Regions from separate parts of the Homo sapiens genome. Here region 1 is linked to region 2. A link is a loop called in an ENCODE intact Hi-C map of the cell type or tissue named here. Cell type or tissue: heart left ventricle. All regions are shown on one strand. Each heading gives the region's core, and the rest is flanking DNA. Links, peaks and the distances in the headings are about the cores only. Region 1 overlaps GRK5 (G protein-coupled receptor kinase 5). Region 2 overlaps GRK5 (G protein-coupled receptor kinase 5).

Region 1 (10,010 bases), core at 4,566-7,065, 68 kb before region 2:
CTACTAGGTTGTAAATGACTGATAGGTGAATCCTCAAAGTAGATGTTTCCATTTTAAAAGTAGAACTGTGTATCAATACAACTGAATCTGTGTTTGAGGACAAGGCAGGATGCCTACATGCCATACATAAGTGCCTGTACACACATAAGCACATGTGTACGTATGTGGTATGATCGCCTGTGGAGGCCCATTACCTGTACTCTCTCGCTGCCTGGGCCCCTCCTACCAACACATCGGACAAGCGAGGCCAGCCTCTTGCGTTATTTTTCCCCTCAGCATGGCTAGTGGCCAACGAATTGCCCCCAAGGGACTGGATGTGAAGCCCCATGGGTGGTGGTGGTGGGGACAGTCATGGGAGTTTAGGTGTGGGCCACATCATTGGCAGCAGCACCACCTCCTTTCCTTGGCAGAGGCAAGAGGTGGGCAGCGGGCATGCCAGTTCCTGCTGGCTCACCACACATAGCTCCCATCTGCCCTGCACCCTGCTTCCCTGGCCGCTTACTGCTCCTTAGGAGGTTCTCGCCCTCAGTTACCTCTGCCTGACAGTGGTACCTTATGTGCAGGCTCAGGTTTCTGCAGCTCTCTTTACTTACTACCCAAGTAGGGGGTTAGAGAGGGGGAGGCGAGGAGGGTTTTTCTTGCAGATTGCAGGGCATCCCCACCCCCTCACCAAAGAGAGGGTATGAAGTGGCCTTTTCCCCCAGAAAAGCTCTCTCCGGATGACCCCTTGCCATTTTTCAGTGGTAACCTTGAGTGTTTGCATTTAGAAACCATGTCAACCCGTTTGTGTGTGTGTGTGTGTGTGTGTGTGTGTTGCGTTAATGTTGCAACTCTGCTTTTCAGGGGGCTTTGTGAGGCAAGGGAGTGTATAAGAGCCATGCACTTCCTTGGGGGTCCACAGTCAGACTTGAGATCCTGGTGGGAAGGCAGCCTGGTGTCGCTCCCTGATGATGAGGGTACAGGAAGCCATGCTTTTGATCTGCTCCTGCAGAGAAGGTGTAGCTCTAAACTTACCCACTCCAGGAAGGGAAGGGGAGGGGGTAGGAGATAGAATTACCCAACTGCTGGATGGAGAGAACCCAGCCAATGTAATTGCTCTGCAAGTCTGATAAAAAGTCTTGTGAAACCTCATTTGAAAATGGAATTCCATCCTGGCATGGGTCTTAGCACTGCTTCTGAAATGGAAACAAGCTGGAGAAGGTCGACAAATGTCCCAGGAAGAACAGCTTTAAGTGGCTGATGCAGAAATGGGTCCTGCTTGGTCTTAATGTTTTCTGTTAATGCACTCAGGAGGGGCTTGTTGGGATATGTAGATAACATCCCAGGAGAAGGAACTCCTAGCTCTAGGAAGAATAGGGGTGGAGTAAGGACAAAGGATTGGACCATCGACTTGAATAGCAAAGGATACCTGAGCATCCAACTTTTCTCAAGCCAAATGCTGTTGTGGGTTGATGCCACTACCCCTGCTGTCACAGATTAGGGAGAGTGTGTGTCTAATGAATATGTTCCTGGAACATAGTAGGTGTTCAAAAATATTTCCAGAATGAATGACTGATGCTACACAGCTTGAGTATCCCTAACTGAAGAATCTGAAATCCAAAATCTGAAACTTTTTTTTTTTTTTTTTGAGACGGAGTCTCGCTCTGTCCCTAGGCCAGAGTGCAGTGGCACGATCTCAGCTCACCGCAACCTCCGCTTCCCGGGTTCAAGCGATTCTCCTGCCTCAGTCTCCCAAGCAGCTGGGACTACAGGCACGTGCTGGGATTTTTTTGTATTTTTAGTAGAGAGCGGGTTTCACCGTGTTAGCCAGGATGGTCTCGATCTCCTGACCTCGTGATCCTCCCTGCCTCGGCCTCCCAAAGTGCTGGGATTACAGGCTTGAGCCACCATGCCCGGCCCAATATCTGAAACTTTTTGAAAGCCAACATGATGCATACAAAATGATCATTGGATCTGTTGCCTAGGCTGGAGTGCAGTGGCACCATCATAGCTTAGCTCACTGCAGCCTTGGCCTCCTGGGCTCAAGTGATCCTCCTGCCTCAGCCTCCAAAGTAGCTGGGACTACAGGTGCGTGCCACCACACTTGACTCTTTGCAACATTTTGGATTTTAGATTTTCAGATTTGGGATGCTCGACCAGTATAATGCAAATATTCCAAAATCCAAAAACATCAGAAATCCAAAGCACTTCTGGTCACAAGCATTTCAGATAAGGGATACTCAACCTGTATTTATGTTATGTGATGGTGAAGAAGAGAGCCGAGAAAGTGATATCCTCAAGAAATGGCCTTGGGGTCACAATAGATGGTACATTAGGATACGATTCAACATGGTTAAGAAAGGTTAACTAAGGTTATAGGGCAAATTGGAAAATGTTTTCCAAATGTTTGTCTTAACTCTGAAAAATGTTTGGCAAACTCCCCCTCCCCCCTAATTTGGAAGTGGTTTGTTTTAGTCGTTTTGGAAGAAATAAATATTTGCATTAGACCAAACATTTGGGGCAAACAGTTCTCCCCATTTCTGAGGCTCTGTGTGAGTAGGAGGAGATGTTTCATGCCGATAACACTCATCCCTTTTTTGGCCAAATCGAAGGTAACTTTCGATGTGAGCTTCACATGCTTTTCACATAACTGCTAGAATGAGGTTGAGCAAATGGAAAGAAAAGAGGAAGCCAAGCAGCTTGATCCTTCCAGACCTAGGGATGGCTGATGACCTGGCATTTGAAGGATGTAATCGTTAAAGAAAAATTGCCTTTCTGCTCATGGGCAGGGAGGCTGGATCCAATTAAGACAAGGAAAACGTATGTTAACTTGGAGGAAAAATTTCTAAACAGTCAATTCTGTAATCCTCTCTGAAGAGGAAGAGGCCAACATGATGAGGCTTTATGGATGGTGCCAAGCCCTGTGATATATAATAATTAGTAACCACTGGTTATTTTGCCGCACACTTATTCTCCAAACCACTAACCATTGCTTGGGATGGAATGCACCAGGCCTAGATATTTGCCCCAGATGTCTTCCCTTCAGCAGTATCCAATTAGAGGGATTTTTACAAATTAAAGCTTAATTCTCTATAATATATAGCAAAATATAAATTAAGGAAGGAGAAACCCGATTTCCTTGGTTGGTTCCATGGGTTACGGAGGTGAGGGCTAGTCTTCAGGTGCACCTCTTAGTTTATGCTTCAGTGGCTAGTGGTGACTGTTCTATATCATGGTCCTTGGTATTTTTGCTAGTCTTTTTGGTAGCTTAAAAACATTTCAGAGGCGAGGCATGGTGGCTCATGCCTGTAATCCCAGCACTTTGGGAGGCCAAGGTGGGTGGATCACCTGAGGTCAGGAGTTTGAGACCACCCTGGCCAACATGGCAAAACCCCGTCTCTATTAAAAATCCAAGAATTAGCCAGGCATGGTGGCACGCGCCTGTAATCTCGGCTACTTGGGAGGCTGAGACAGGAGAATCGCTTGAACCCGGGAGGCGGAGGTTGTGGTGAGCTGAGATCGCGCCACTGCACTCCAGCCTGGGTGACAGAGGCTCAAAAAAAAAAAAAATTTGCAAAGGTAATACTCACTAAAGAAAGTCCAGGCCAGAAGTGGTGGCTCATGCCTGTAATCCCAGCACTTTGGGAGGCTGAGGCTGGCAGATCACCTGAGGTCAGGAGTTTGAGAAGAGCCTGGCCAACATGGCAAAACCCTGTCTCTACTAAAAATACAAAAAAATTAGCCTGGTGTGATGGCATGCGCCTGTAGTCCCAGCTACTCGGGAGGCTGAAGGGAGAGAATGGCGTGAACCCGGGAGGCGGAGGTTGCAGTGAGCCGAGATCGTGCCACTGCACTCCAGCCTGAGGGACAAAGTAAAACTATATCTCGGAAAAAAAAAAAAGTCCAAAGGACCATGTAAAGCATCTCTCTCTGTCTTCCCATGCACCCCTGCTACCAATCCCACCACTCAGAAATAATTAGCGTCAGCATGTAGGTGAACGTTTTCCCAAATCTCTGTATATGCACATACGAACATCTAGATAGAACTTTACACAAAATGGGTCCCAGTGTACACACTGTTCCGCAGCTGTTTTCAGTCCACAATATGCTGCAGAGCCTTTCCATATCTGTGTTTATAGTTTCCCATGAAATGGATGGGTGTCAGGAAAAATTGTGAAAGACTTTGGAAGCTGAATGCTGTTTCAATGGAATGCTGGGTATGTTCTAGCAGACTCTTAGGGGTTATCCAGTTCTAAAGGGGTCTGTGTTTTTCATTGTCTTTGACTAGTTTTATAATATATTTAACCAAGCCCCTAGAATGAGCCATTTAAATTCTCTAATTTTTAAAGATAATATAAAGGAATATCCTACCCATGATATATTCATCTTTATGCACTTATTTTAAAGACTTCTGTTTTTTTCCTGTGGGAGTATCTGCCTAATAACATCCCCTTTCCTCTTTGGGAAGAATCATAATAATTTGTGAAATAGGCTTCAGTGACCCTAGGGATGTACAATGTAGATTTTCTTATGAGAAAGGAGCATGATACATGTGACATGACATTTCTGAGACCTTTGGGACTTAACATCCCTCACCTCTGAGTAATGAGTCATCTTTTCTATGGTATTCAAAGTTTGAATTAGGGAAATTAAGGTTGAGTTCAGTCAAAGACTTTAGTTGTAGATGACTTTTCAGTTGCCCTTGGATTTTGCATGTGTAAATCAGGCAGGGGGTACACTCAGAAAACAAGCCCACAGCTTCGTAAGGTGTCTTGGATCTCTCACTGTGGATCATCAGCACAACCCTGTGGGCCTGGGAATTGTTTTTGCTGTTGCTGTTAGTATTATTCTAGTTTGAGAAAGAAGGAAAACAAGCTCAGAGAGGTGAAGTGGTTTTCCAAGATCACATACCAAGGAGCCACTTCCCCTTGTTTCCTGTGGTGCCAATCCATTGCTTCGTTTTTCGTGTTTGAGAGCTTTTGCGTTTCATTGTACATTGTACAATTCTAGGGAGCCATTGTTCCCATCCTAAAGCTGGTAGATGTGTAAATGTATCAGGTCGGGGGGCAGAAAGTGTCTTGAGGAAGGGACGCCCCTTCCTAATCCCCTCCAAGTGCTGCCTGTGCTGGTGTCAGTCCTCCTGAGGTCATTTGCCCTGTCTTTGATCTGGCACAGTATCCTCCTCTGTGGAATTCTGTAGCTCTTCCTCTGGTAACTGCTTTCACTAAAGGTTTGCATGGAATTTACCTAGACAAGGGCCCTACGGTTCCCACCTGAGAATAGAAAACGCCCATTAAAAACAGCACCACACAAAACAAATCAGTGGCCCCTCCTCCTGCTCTGCCTCCCTCCGAGATAAGCTTGGCATGAGGGCATAGTCCAGAGCCCCACGGCCTTCAGTAATTTTGTTAACAATTGGAGGAGAATGGCATTTTCTTCTGGGAAACATTTGCAGATGTGTGAGCTAGCTCTACATGGGGAAGGGCTGCCCCTTCACTGCGTGCTGAGGCTACGGGCTCCGTGTCCTGTCAGAGTGTGGGAGGGAGCTCCTCACACTGAAGCCAGCTCCTTCCTTCCGCAAAGAAGGGATCTGAGGGCCAAAAGGGGCCCGCATGGGTGGCCGTGCAGGAGCAGAAAGAGGCTCCAAAGCAGGATGGGTCCCCTGGCCTGGATTTTCCTCCAGGGCAGCTCTGCAACTCTAACACCCATCCCCAGGCTGTGTGTTTCCTAGGGATACGTAATAAAGTGCCACCAACTGGGTGGTTTAGAACAACAGACATCTATTGTCGCACAGTTCTGGAGGCCAGACGTTTGAAATCAAGGTGTGTGCAGGGCCGTGCTCCCTCTGAAGGTACCCGGGGAAGACCCGTTCCAGGCCTCTCTCCTTGGCTTGTTGGTGGCTGTCTTCTCCCTGTGCGTCTTCCTCTTGTGCATCTGTCCCTGTGTCCAGAGTTATCCTTTGTATAAGGACACCAGTGCTATTGGATCATGGCCCACTTGAATGACCTCATGTTAACTTGATTACCTCCATAAAGATCCTATTTCCAAATAAAGTCACATTCTGAGGTACCGGGGGTTAGGACTTCAACATAATCTTCTTTGGAGGACGCAGTGAACCCTGGAACACAGGCCCTGCCTGTACTGAAGCAGCAGCTTTTGGGGATAGCCTGTATTTTTAAAACAGGAGGTTCTGAGGATGAACCAGGCGTGGGAACTGCTGCTCTATAGAACCCTGGAGCTGGTGGGTTTTCTGAGTGCCTTCTGAGATTATCTTGGACATCCAGACTACTCTGACCGGGTCCCCAAATAGGACTCTGCAGGTTCCCTGGCAGTTGGTTTCTGTCTTCTGCTCAAATATTTCTAGAGACGGGGAGCTCATACCTTCTTCTAAGCAGCCTATCCGATTTTAAACCACTGGATTAAAAATATCTATAATAATATATATATATTATATATATCTATATATATTAGATAGGCTTCTTGCCTCACCCACTAAATTGTAGACTTCCTGAGGGCTGACACCAGGGCTTTTTCTTTGTATCTTACTGGAACTAACGAGATGCTAAAAGTAAACCCAAGTCGGCCTGTGGAGACCTGGTATGTCTGGTGCCATGTTAACCCATTAGGTCCTGGTTCTGCTCTTTGGAGGTATCCAGGATAAATGCACCACTCTTTGCCTGAGGGGGCCCTTCTAATATTAGAAGACAACTATGATACCCACTGTAGAACTAAAAGCAGAACCCCAAGTCCGGCACGGTGGCACTCACCTGTAGTCCCAGCTACTCCCAAGCCAGGAAGATCACTTGAGCCAGGAGTTCTGGGCTGCAGTGTGCTATGCACTGCACTCCAGTGAATAGCCACTGCACTCCAATCTGGGCAACAGAGTGAGACCCTGTCTCTTAAAAAACAAACAAACAAACAAACATAGCCAGAACCCTGCCCTCCAGATTCCCAGACTGGGCTCTCATTGTGCATTGCAGCCAAGTAACAGACATAACCAACCTTAGGATAGGATTTATTAGCAGGTGGGAATGATGTTGTTGCTAACATCTGGCAAAGCTCAAGGCTTCATAACTTGCCAGAAGTGAGATCCAGTCACCCACTATTTATTTATTAATTTATTATTTATTTATTTATTTATTTATTTATTTATTTATTGAGACGGAGTGTTGCTCTGTCGCCCAGGCTGGAGTGCAATGGCACGATCTCGGCTCACTGCAACCTTCTGCCTCCCAGGTTCAAGCGGTTCTCTTGCCTCAGCGCCCCGAGTAGCTGGGATTACAGGCGCCCGCCACCATGCCCGGCTAACTTTTGCATTTTTTTTTAGTAGAGATGGGGTTTCACCATGTTGGTCAGGCTGGTCTCGAACTTCTGACCTCAGGTTATCCAACTGCCTTGGCCTTACAAAGTGCTAGGATTACAGGCGTGAGCCACTGCGCCCAGCCTAGTCACCCACTTTTTAATTTTCGAGGTAATATGGTATCTTCTCCTGCTGTGCATTGAGGCAAGATGTTTCCATTCCATTGAAAGCTTGATCAAGGTTCTATGAGAAGTTCAAAGGGAAAAGGAGAGTGTGCCACTCATGTGCTGTGTGGCTCCTCTCCAAGCAAAACCATCCTCAGCTGCATAAATGTGCAGCTTGGCCAGGTGATCCTGGAGTCTCTTCTCACCCTTCAAATCTTGAGAATTTGCAGGTGCATTTTCCACTGATAATTCAACTGTGGGTACTTCAGAATAAAATTTGATGTTAATTTGAAGAGCAGGCATTACACATTAAAACAAAAATTACCCCAAGGGAAGAATGAGAGCCAAGAGGGGTTACATTTGTAGTAGAAATAAACAGGAAAAAAACCCGCCACTGCTAATTGAACTGATTCTCGCAATCCAAGAAAGGCAAATGCATGATTCTAATGTTTTCTTTAGTAGATTACAGAAAGGAAGATTAAATCAAAAGTCAAAAATAAACAGTTTGATTATCCTACACTGTATTATCTTAATAAACTGTCTTCCTGGAAAGTTTAAAAATACACAGTACTTCATCTGGCCAAAGAAAACAGTAAGTAAATATTGTTGAGAAAATGTAAGAATTTTCCATCTAGATGTGAGGGGTGGAAATATTGCCATGTGGACTTCAAGACATCCCACAAGGAGTGAGAGAGTGATAGGTATTACCTACCTTTTAAGGCTTGTTGTCGGGGACACTGTTGTCACATACGGGGGAAGAGGTTGGGAGGGGAATGGGCCCTATCAAGCACTCTTCTGGGCTCCTGGCAAAACCTCACCCAGTTCTGCATTCTCCTGCAAGGTTTGTCTAGATACTAGCTGTATCCTGACTGGTGATGCTCAGATTTCATAGTTTAGGGTGATGTGGAGAGGACTGCTGATTTTCTTCTCTCTCTCTCTTTTTTTTTTTTTTTTTTGAGATAGAGTCTCGCTCTGTCACCCAGGCTGGAGTGCAATGGCGCGATCTTGGCTCACTGCAACCTCCTCCTCCTGGGTTCAAGCAATTCTCCTGTCTCAGCCTCCTGAGTAGCTGGGACTACAGGCATGCACCACTGTGCCCGGCTAATTTTTGTATTTTTTTTTCTTTTTTTTTTTGAGATGGAGTCTCGCTCTGTCACCCAGGCTGGTGTGCAGTGGCATGATCTTGGCTCACTGCAAGCTCCGCCTCCCGGGTTCACGCCATTCTCCTGCTTCAGCCTCCCGTGTAGCTGGGACTACAGGTGCCCGCCACCATGCCTTGCTAATTTTTGTATTTTTAGTAGAGATGGTGTTTCACCATGTTGGCCAGGATGGTCTCGATCTCCCGACCTCATGATCCACCCGCTTCAGCCTCCCAAAGTGCTGGGATTACAGGCATGAGCCAGCACCCGGCTAATTTTTGTATTTTTAATAGAGACGAGGTTTCATCATATTGGCCAGTCTGGGCTCGAACTCCTGACCTTGTGATCTGCCCGTCTCGGCTCCCCAAAGAGCTGGGATTACAGGTGTGAGCCACTGTGCCTGGCATCTTCTTCTTTTTCTTTTTTTTTTTTTTAATTTTAATTTTTTTTTTTTTTTTGAGATGAAGCCTAACTCTGTCACCCAGGCTGGAGTGCAGTGGAGCAATCTCGGCCCACTGCAACCTTTGCCTCCCAGGTTCAAGCGTGCTGATTCTCTTCTGCTTAATTTTTCTACAGTTGGAAGTAGCAAAAGGTGGAGACTAGTGATGTGAGTTCTGTCCTAGCTTTGTTGCTAACCTGCCAGAGACCAAGGCTGGTAACTTTGTGTCTCTGTATCTTTTTTTTTTTTTTTTTGAGACACAGTCTCACGCTTGCCCAGGCTGGAGTACAGTGGTGCGATCTCGGCTCACTGCAATCTCTGCCTCCTGGGTTCAAGAGATTCCCTTGTCTCTGCCACCTGAGTAGCTAGGATTACAGGCGCCTGCTACCATGCCCGGCTTTTTTTTTTCTTTTTCTTTTTTTTGTATTTTTAGTAGAGATGGGGTTTCACCATGTTGGTCAGGTTGGTCTCAAACTCCTGACCTCAAATGACCCATCTGCCTCAGCCTCCCAAAGTGCTGGGATTACAGGTATGAACCACTGTACCTGGCCTGTATCTTTTCTTTTGAGATGGTGTCTTGCTTTGTTGCCCAGGCTGGAGTGCAGTGGCGTGATCTTGGCTCACTGCCACCTTGGCCTCCTGGGCTCAAGTGGTTTTCCTGCCTCCGCCTCCCAAGTAGCTGGGATTATATGCGCCCGCCAGCACATCTGACTAATTTTTGTATTTTTAGTAAAGACGTTTCACTGTGTTGGCTAGGCTGGTCTCTAACTCCCAGTCTCAGGTGATCCGCCCTCCTTGGCCTCTCAAAGTGCTAAGATTACAGGTATGAGCCACCACTACTGGCCTGCCTCTCTGTATCTTTATCATCACATAGGAATAATGCCCTATTGATCACAGAGACCAAATAAAAAATGTAAATAAGATGGGGAGTCCAGATGCAAACCCTAGTATATGTAAAATTTTAGTATATAATAGGCTGGGCACGGTGG
Region 2 (10,010 bases), core at 3,516-6,015:
GTCCTTGGGCAAGGCTCAGCTTCCCTGTCTGCAAAATGGGGCTCATAACCCCTCCTTTCCTTGCAAGCTCATATTAGATGCTGCATGTGGAAGTACAGAGCAAAGTACCCCACAAATCCAGGGGGTTATTCTTTCTATTAACCCCACTGTGAATGTTTTACTTTCATTTTTATTAACCCCACTGTGAATGTTTTACTTTCATTTTTATGTATTCTGTAGCCTTTAGGTGTCATGTTACTTTATCAGGATTTTAAAAACTTTTCATTATGAAGCGTTTCAAATGTACTCAAAAAATAGAGAGGATAGTGTAATGAACACCCTGTACCCTGCAGCCACCACTACAACTCTTAACTATTTCATCAGGGCAATTTGAGCTCACTGTTACAGTAATCCCTTTCATTAATTGAGTTCCCAAAGTGCTTTAAGTCCTTTGAAGTAAAATCTTCACTGCACAAGTTGGCTCAAAATCTGCCCCCTTGTTTGGGAAAAAGAGTGTTTTTGTATGTTAGGTTTTTTTGACTCATTCTTGCCACAGTCTGTGATTGGATTTTTCAGTACCATCTAATTGTTGGTTGTACAATATAGAGACAGTCACACGTGGGGGTCTGGAGGGCCCCAGGGCCCCCCTCAGCCTTCCTTAAGCTACCAGGGCAAGTTCAATTCTCTCAGGAGTTTGGGGGCCTCTGTTGACTCTGCTTTTCAATTTGCTATAATTTGAAGGGAAAAGGTTGTTCTGGAGTGGCTGGCAGGAATAATGAAGGGCTGGGAAGTTTGTTGTCTCCGGTCAGCCCGCCTCCCCTGTTGCAGCCCGCCATGCAGGCACCCCTTGGAAGCGGTCACTTTGGGGCTGGTCACCCATTCCCTTGCCTGGAGGCAGAGGTTTTGGTGGAAAAGGTGGGGAGGTGAGGGGTCAGGGGATGAAGGCCGATTGTTTTTATCTGTTTGGGATCAAAGGCTCAGTGTGTATAACAAGCTTCTGGTAAAACTCTTTTTCTTGTCCGTAAGATGGCATTGGTGATGACTCTGGGCAGTTGTGAGGATGAAATGTAAGGTCCAGGAGATGTCCTGTCTGTCTTGTTCACTAATGTGTCCCCTGTGTCTAGAACAGTGTTCGCACAGAGCACATGCTCAATAAATTTATATTGAAGAATAGGAGGGAAGGGAGGGAGGAAAGAAGGAAGAAAGGAAGGGAGGGAGGGAGAGAGGAAGGGAGAGAAGGAAGGAAGAATGGAGAAGGCAGGGAGGGAAGGAAGCAAGGGAGGGAAGGAGAGAAGAAGGGAGGGAGAGACAGGAGGAAAGGAGGGAGAGAACAGGGAGAGAGGGAAGAAAGGAAGGGAGGGAGAGAGGGAGGGAGGAAGGGAGAGAGGAGGAAGGGAAGGAGGAAGGGAGGGAGAGAAGAAAGAGGGAAGAAAGGAAGGGAGGGAGAGAGGGAGGGAGGAAGGGAGAGAGGAGGAAGGGAAGGAGGAAGGGAGGGAGAGAGGGAGGGAGGAAGGAAGGGAAGAAGGAAGGGAGGAAAGAAGGGAGAAGGTAAGGAGGGAGGGAAGGAAGAAAAAAGGGAAGAGAGGAAGAAGGGAGTGAAAAGCTACATCTGTCCGTCCATTATTAATAATTCATCACAAATCTTTCATTTCAGGATAAGGAAATGTCATTAGGCCCTCAAGGAAAAAAATGCCTGTTTTCACTCTGGGCTTAGAATTCTTTTCTCTTCTTTTTTTTCTTGTAGAAATTATATTTCCATCTCTGGGGCTTAGCTCAACTGATATCTCACCTCTTAAATTGTTTTGGCCTTCCTCTGGCAAAGTCCAGCCCCCCACCCACTCCCACACTGCTGTCCACACCTCACAAAGCAGAGAGGAGGACGGCTATGACTGCACCGTATCCAGCGCCGGGGCTATGTGGTCATGGGATGTGTGTGCAAGGCTGGCACAGTCATCTCCCCCATACCATAGAGGACGCTGAGGCTTTCAGGTGAAGTGAGTTGCCCAGGTAGACACAGCCAGGAAGCAGGCTTAGATCCAAACACTTGTCTGATCCCAAAGCCCTGCTCATTCCCCGTCCTCCCTGCTGGCCCTGGGTTCATCCTAACCCTTTGCTTTTAGTTCCCCCTCTCTGGACTGGACGGTCCTCACAGGTAGAACGGCCTGTGCCTGTGTCCTCTGCTCTTAGGGTTAGCCCAGAGCGGGGAGGCCGTGGGTGTGCAGTAATCAAACTGGGCACATCCTCTGGGGCTGCACCTCATGTTAGAGACAGTGGTGTGGGCTCTGTTCCCCTCCCCACCCTTTCTGCCTGCAGAGCCTCCCTGGAGTTTATGAGTCCTGATGGAGGTGGGGAAGGCCGTGGCTTACCGTCGACACACATCAGTACCCGGCAGGAGTGGCAGAAGGTCTGTGGACAGGGCATAGGGGTGCAGGGGGAGGAGAAAGTGGAGGGGCTCCAAGCACCCGAACATAAGCTCCATGGCAGCCAGGACCTTGTCTGTCTTGCTTGTTGTAGTTCTAGTGTCTGGTTCAGGGTCTAGCAAATAGTAGGTGCTTAACAAGTAGGTATCGACTGGGTGGCCTCCGAGCCCTGCTTCCCTGTTTCCCCAAAGCTTTATTGTGGGTTCTTTAGCTACTGCTGAGATGCAGATAGGCCAAGCTGAGGGACCATCCCGTGTCTGTGACCCTGCCCTGGAGTGGACCACATCTCTGCTGTACCTCACTGTGTCACTGCTGCAGCAACATGGTGGGCTCTTGGCTGGCTGGAACGTGACCCCACACCCTGCGTCTGGTTGGACAAGCATCCCTCAGCATGGACTGGCTTAGGTGTGTGTGGGGAGTGGGGGTGGTTGATTCCCAGGGCAGCAGGCCGGCTGCTCTTCCTCCTCCCTGCTGTTCCTCACCCACCCGGCCTCAGCCACTCCATTCCTGGATGCCCATGTCCCAGTGGCGGCTGGCTGGTCATCCAGAGGCGAATGCGGAACATGGTGTCTGAGCTACTAACCTCCCACCTTGGGTATGCCCTTGAACTTTTCTGTAAGCCAGGCTTTCCAACCCCCAACAGCACTCAGGTCACATTCCCAGAGAGCCTGCACAAGAGGGCTGAGTCTGTTTATTTTTCAAGATTTCAAAAAACATGCCTTTTCCCCCTCTGACCTTAAGCAAAACTTTTTTTTCCCTCCAACACTTGTATTTTTAACTTCATGAGAAAATATGGTAAAAGGGAGCAGATTTTATTTTCAGAAACTGTGATTTTTCAAGATTTTTTTTTATTTAAAAAAGAAAGGCTTTGGGGGATGGGGAGAATAAAGATTTTTGTTTTGTTTTGTTTTGGGTGCTAAGGGGGCCCAGAGCCACTTCTCTGTGGCCCCTGCTCAAACTCCTCCAGAGATTCTGGCATGTTGAGGCTGCAGCTCTTTTGGTTATTGTGATCAAGGATTTCTGGGCACCTTTCCTTCCCCTTTTGAAGACTTAGGACTGGACCAGCTAAGGGCTGTAAACAAGCATTTCCCTCCCTTGGCAGGAAGTGCTTAATGTCTTTGCTTTTGGGAACCGGTGTTCTGGGCAGGCTAGGAGGCCGCACCTGACCTGCCTGTGGCTCTCTTCCCACTGTGGGGGTCAGAAGATGGTGGCTGCCTATGTGCATGTCACAGATCCTCACTTCCAGCTGGTGGATGTAGGATCTGAGGCCCAGAGAGGGTTGGTGACTTGGCCATAGTCACACAGCCACCTGGATAGAGATGAGTGGTGAGTGGTGAACCCGGAGAAACATGGCTTCTTGCCTCCTTGGTCTTTGTGCACGGGCCTCCCGCTTCCCGAGTCTCTCCTGGCCCAGCAGTGGTTTGCTGAAGGCTGTTTTATTTTAGGCACCGGCTGAGCTACCTCTGATCTTGTTGGGTTAGCCTAGGTGTGGTTCTTTGGTTTTTCAGTTTGTATAACCATGTTCTTTGTTCAGCTCCTATCAGGGTTAGGGAGGTCAAACACCTATGTGTCAGGATACGCCTGACACACACTATTTAAAACTCACACTGTTTTAAATGTATAGTATTTAAAACTTTATGGTCAGCTGTACTTACCGGCTGAGTACAGAACTAGGAAAGCTGGTGGCTACTTGCAAGGAGCAGCTGCTTAGTAGCGGAGGTTGAGTAATAAGGACCCCAGTTGCTGAACAGCTCCTGGAAGACTATCTGTTCCCGGCTGGGCGTGATGGCTCAAGCCTGTAATCCCAGCACTTTGGGAGGCCAAGGCGGGTGGATTGCCTGAGCTCAGGAGTTCGAGACTACCCTGGGTAACATGGTGAAACCCTGTCTCTACTAAAAATACAAAAATTAGCCAGGCATGTTGGCGGGTGCCTGTAGTCCCGGTGACTCGAGAGGCTGAGGCAGGAGAATCGCTTGAACCTGAGAGGCGGAGGTTACAATGAGCTGAGATCATGCCGCTGCATTCCAGCCTGAGTGACAGAGCGAGATTCCGTCTCAAAAAAAAAAAAAAAAACAAAAAACAACTCTGTCCCCTTCTCCCTGTGGCCGTCACCTCTAACCTCTACGGCTGTTATTCTGGTTCAGTCTCATTTCTTCTCTCGGACTTTTGCAATAGCCCCTAAAATGCTGTCCTCCTGGTTTTGCTGACATCGTGACGATTTTAAAGCTGCATCTGACCATTTCCTTTTCACAAAGTGGTTCTCACTTCTGCCTCTAGAAGGCAGGCACTGTCTTCCCTTCCCAGGTACCCCGCAATCCAGCCATTCCCAAGGACTCACACAGCCCTTGGAAACCTTTCTGCTTAGAATGTTGTCCTGTCCTCTTCTGCTTGGTGGCTACCTACTTGTCCTTCCGAGTCCCTCTGAGACATCCCACCTCCGGGGAGCCTTCTAGATTCCTTGGGCTGGGTTTCCCCTTCTGTGTGTGTGTAGCCTTCTGCTCACATCGGTCCTGCAACAGCCCTGTGTTGAGACATAATCATCTCTTCCTTGTTTGTCTCATCTTCTGGGCTGGGCTCCTCTAAGGAGGGGCTGCTTTCCATCCTTGTGTTCCTGGCAGCAAAGCCACTGCCTGTCCAAGTCAGAGACAGGAGCATGATTATTCAGTGAATGAGCCCAGGATGGAGTGAGGAGGATTGTGGGAGAACAGGAGGGTCAGACAGATTGTTCTGTAGTGGTGGCTTTGCAGAGGGGCAAGACTTCTGCAAGTCAGTCCTTGAGGGATGAGCGGACATTAGATTGGTAGGTGAATTTGGGATGGGGGATGTGCTAGAGGCCCCAGAGCCAGCCGCAGGGTATGGGGTGATCTGGCTGGTTGTACATTTTTCTCCATGATCTTCATGTTTCGTGTAGACTGATCCCTTCTACTTTCTGAAAGCTGCCATTGGAGGTGAAGCAGGGCTCCTTTGGATTTGCGGTATCACCAATTCGGCAGGAGATGCAGTGAAGCTACACCCAGCTAGACCCATTTAGCTACACCCAGGGTTGGGCGTTCAGCCTGGCATCCTTGGAAAAACAGGTCTGGGTGCAGGCTCCCTGTGGCCACTGGCAGGATCCTTTGTTCAGTCTGGAGCTGGGTGTGATGGTGTGACCACGGCTGCCTCGGGCGCTGGTGGGTGCAGAGCTGCTTCCTGGAGCCAGGAAGGAACTGCTGCTGCTGCCTCCTCCTCCTCCTCTTCCTCCTCCTCCTCTTCCTCCTCCTCCTCTTCCTCCTCCTCCTCTTCCTCCTCCTCCTCTTCCTCCTCCTCCTCCTCTTCCTCCTCCTCTTCTTCCTCCTCTTCCTCCTTCTCTTCTTCCTCCTCCTCTTCCTCCTCATCCTCCTCCTTCTCTTCTTCCTCCTCATCCTCTTCCTGATCCTCCTCCTTATCCTCATCCTCCTCCTTCTTCTCTTCTTCCTCTTCATCCTCTTCCTCATCCTCCTCCTTATCCTCATCCTCCTCCTTCTTCTCTTCCTCCTCATCCTGCTCCTTATCCTCATTCTCCTCTTTATCCTCATTCTCTTCCTTCTTCTCCTTTTCCTCCTCATCCTCCTCCTCCTTCTGCTCATCTTCTTCCTCCTCCTCCTCTTCTTCTTCCTCCTTCTTTTCCTCCTCTTTTTCCTCCTTCTCCTCCTCTTCCTCCTTCTCCTCCTCTTCCTCCTTCTTCTCCTCCTCTTCCTCCTTCTCCTCCTCTTCCTCCTTCTTCTCCTCCTCTTCCTCCTTCTCCTCCTCCTCTTCCTCCTTCTCCTCCTCTTCCTCCTCCTTCTCCTCTTCCTCCTTCTCCTCTTCCTCCCTCTCCTCATCTTCCTCCTTCTCCTCCTCTTCCTCCTCCTCTTCCTCCTCCTCCTCTTCCTCCTCCTCCTCTTCCTCCTTCTCCTATTCCTCCTCCTCCTCTTCCTCCTTCTCCTCCTATTCCTCCTTCCCCTCCTCTTCCTCTTCCTCCTCCTTCTCCTCCTCTTCCTCTTTCTCCTCCTCTTCCTCCTTCTCCTCCTATTCCTCCTTCTCCTCCTCATCCTCCTTTCTTCCTCTTCCTTCACAAACACATGGTGCCTCGGCTTCACAGGGATAGCCCCCATGTTCATCTGCTCATTGCTTCTGGGTTGCTGCCTTGGGCAGGTGGCTATTTTGGGGTCTTTCAGATAATTTAAAAAAACCCAATACCCTAAACCTCCCCAAACCTAATTCTCACCCTCAGGGCCTAAGTACATTTGAAATTGCACACAAACTTAAGGTTGCTGTGTGCTAGATGGGATGCGGTGAGGGACAAGGCTCTCCAATCATAGTTTTTCCTAGGTGTCTGTGAGGGATTGGTTCCAGGACCTCCTGAGGATACCAAAATCTGCAGATGCACAAGTCCCTGACAGAAAATGGTGTCATATTTGCATATAACCTATACACAGCCTCTGGTATATTTTAACTCATCTCTAGATATAATGTAAATGCTATGTAAATAGTTGCTATACTGTATTGTTTAGGGAATAATGGCAACAGAAAAAGTCCATACATATTCAGTACAGATACAGTTTTTTTTTTTTTCTGAATGTTTTCAATCCATGGTTGATTAAATCCACAAATGCAGAGCCCGTGGATATGGGAGGCCAACTGCGTGTTGACTTTATGTTTTACAAAGCACCCTCTAATCATTGAATACTGGGAAACTTCAAGCTCTGGGCCAGGCACTGCACTCAGCATTTGGTGGCTTCATCTCCTGTCATATTCTGGAGCCGTATGAACAAGAATTTTCCCATCTTATAAATAAAAGAGCGAAGACCTGAAGAAGTTATGTATAAGCTGTTGTTTAAGGTTATGCAGCCAGGAAGTGGCTTACTCTCTTTGAATCTTACCCCATTCTTGTGAAACAGGTGGAGGACATATTTTTATCTCCCATTTAACAGACAAGAGACTTGAGGTGGCTGGATGCCGTGGCTCACACCTGTGATTCCAGCACTTTGGGAGGCTGAGGTGGGTGGATCACTTGAGGTCAGGAGTTTGAGACCAGTGGGTGCTTTTCTCTGGCGACGCCCAGTCTGTTTCATTAGCTAACAGATGCTAAGCTCTACCATGGGATAGTTGTAAAACCTTGAATGCAAAGCTTGAATACAATTGAGGAGCAGAGATGGGGTATACAGCAAGCACTCTGTGTATTAAGTGATTGTTGTTCCTCGTCTGTCTTTTGACCTCCCAGTGCACAGCCATGGGTCTGTCACTCTGGTGACCTTTGGCCGTGGGCATTGGGAGGATAGTTTATGTTGACTGCGGATTGCCAGGTACCAAGTATCAGGCAAATTGGCTTCTTTGTACATTCCTCCTTCCGGATAGACCTTGGGCCTCCTCGTCACTGCCCAGGAGATTTGCTGGGAATCTAGGAGGGAGTGGATGATGGCCTGGATGCCTGGGTGGTGCTGCCTCTGCCCCGAGGCAGCAGTCAGTGCCAGGGTGGGGCTGGGTGGGTGCTGCCATCGCCTCGGGGTGGTACCCGAGTCTGGAGTAGGAACAATACTCTATTGTTACGTTAAACCTGAAATAGACGCCTTCAGATGGAGGGGGTGAGTATGAATCTATTACGATCTAATAATGACAAGAGCACTCTGTGTCTTTTCAGATGCTTGACAATCACCTGCTAATCCCGGGGGTCTGGGAGCTGAGCATTTTCAACCTCCACCCCCACCTCTGCTTTGTGGAGTTGGGGAAAAACAGAGACCCAGGAGCTGTGAAATGAGGGAGGCTCAGCTTCTCCACTTACTTTCATGGTGTGAGGAGACGCATGTGTATTTGCCTCTGACCCCTCCTGCAGGGAGGAAAGCGTACCTGGATCTGGGTGAGAGGCATGTGTGGTGATGAGAACATTTCACAGACCCAAGTTCAAATCTCTGCTCTGCCACTCGAGCATATTTCAGAACCTGTCCTAGTCTCAATTTCTTGGTAAGGTGAGACTATAACCACTTTTAATGGGTCCACAAGGCCTGATCCAACCCAGCAGGTGCTCTTGCGGGTGAGGACCACATCTCGGTTGGTTAGACGTGTCCCCCCAGCCCTCTGCCAGGACCTAGGAGTTGGGGTGAGGGGCTGGGTTGCAGGGAAATGTTGAATCCCAAAAGCAGATTTCCCAGGCAGGCACTGTCCTGACCCAACCTGCCGCCAGCCACCTGTCAAGCTGGACCTCTGGGCTTTTCTCTCCAAATGCTCTTGTTCTCAGGAAAGGGCCAAGACTCACCCCAGGCACAAGATAAGTAGGAATCAGGTGTGAGCCAGTGGTCAGGAGATTTGGGTCTAGACTCTGTGTGGCCAGGGTCATTGCTCAGGTTCGCAGGGCTAAGGAGGAGGGAGGCAGGGGGAGACATATAATTTCTAGAACTTCTGAGGTTCTAGGACAGGGGCCAGCAAACTGTGACCCTTAGGCCAGTTCTATTTTTACAAATAAAGTTCTTTAGTTCTTTTGGAACAGAGCCATGCCTATTTTTTACATATTGCCTATGGCTGTTTTGCTCTCCAATGGCAGAACAGGGTAGTCTTGACAGAGACCATGTGGTCTGCAAAGACAAAGCCTCTTTATAGAAAAAGTCTGGGCAGGGCATGGTGGCTGGCTGGGTGCAGTGGCTCAGGCCTGTAATCCCAGCACTTTGGGAGGCTGAGGTGGGTGGATCATGAGGTCAGGAGATCGAGACCATCCTGGCTAACATGGTGAAACTCTGTCTCTACTAAAAATACAAAAAATTAGCCGGGCGTGGTGGCATGCACCTGTAGTCCCAGCTACTCAGGAGGCTGAGGCAGGAGAATCGCTTGAACCTGGGAGGCGGAGGTTGCAGTGAGCCGAGATCGCACCACCGCACTCCAGCCTGGGCGACAGAGCGAGACTCAGTCTCAAAAAAAAAAAAAAAAAAAAAAAAGTCAACCAGTCCCTCCATCAGATCACAGGCATCTTAAGGGCAGAGAACATATCCTGTTTGTGGGGCCCTAGACTCAACACTGGTCAGGACACAGTTGGCGCTCAATAGATATTAGCTGAATAAATAAGTGGAAAACCCATCAGGCATTGCTGGTGGGAATGTAAACTAGTACAGCCACTATGGAAAACCATGTGGAGGTCCATTAAAGAAGTAAAAGTAGAACTACCATTTGATCCAGCAATCCCACTCCTGGGTATCTACCCAGAGGAAAATAAGTCATTATATGGAAAAGATAGTTGCACACGCATATTTATAGCAGCAAAATCATGGAACCATCCCAAATGCCTGTCAATCAATGAGTAGATAAAGAAACTGAGATATATATATATATGATGGAATACTACTCAGCCATAAAAAGGCATGAATTAATGGCATTTGCAGCGACCTGGATGAGATTGGAGACTATTACTCTAAGTGAAGTAACTCAGGAATGGAAAACCAAACATCGTATGTTCTCACTGATATGTGGGAGCTGAGATATGAGGACACGAAGGCATAAGAATGATACGATGGACTTCAGGGACTTGTGGGGAAGGGTGGGGGGTGGTGGGGCATAAAATAGTAAGGTGCAGCGTATACTGCTTGGGTGATGGGTGCGCCAGAATCTCACAAATCACCACTAAAGAAC

The links. Hi-C counts contacts between places; a loop is a spot of excess contacts. Peaks named below come from ENCODE experiments on the same cell type or tissue, not always from the same donor. Only the 100,000 strongest peaks of a DNase experiment are listed, where the experiment ranks them.
Region 1: a loop joins it to region 2, with 2.2 times the contacts of the local background. A loop is called at or near these places in 12 of 110 quality-filtered maps.

What each region holds. Positions count from the first base shown.
Region 1 is chr10:119,217,290-119,227,299 of GRCh38, forward strand. The region is part of intron 1 of GRK5 (G protein-coupled receptor kinase 5); the gene reads left to right. Among named protein-coding and RNA genes, the nearest start is that of GRK5-IT1, 14 kb to the left of the region's middle. RefSeq lists an enhancer at 5,084-5,595. In heart left ventricle, for the core only: no CTCF peak of the experiment used is centred there; a DNase peak (open chromatin) is centred at 5,520; H3K4me3 peaks cover 747 bases; H3K27ac peaks cover 2,157 bases.
Region 2 is chr10:119,285,892-119,295,901 of GRCh38, forward strand. The region is part of intron 1 of GRK5 (G protein-coupled receptor kinase 5); the gene reads left to right. Among named protein-coding and RNA genes, the nearest start is that of GRK5-AS1, 48 kb to the right of the region's middle. RefSeq lists an enhancer at 2,828-3,327. In heart left ventricle, for the core only: a CTCF peak has its summit at 4,679 (motif pointing right); a DNase peak (open chromatin) is centred at 3,580; H3K27ac peaks cover 1,672 bases.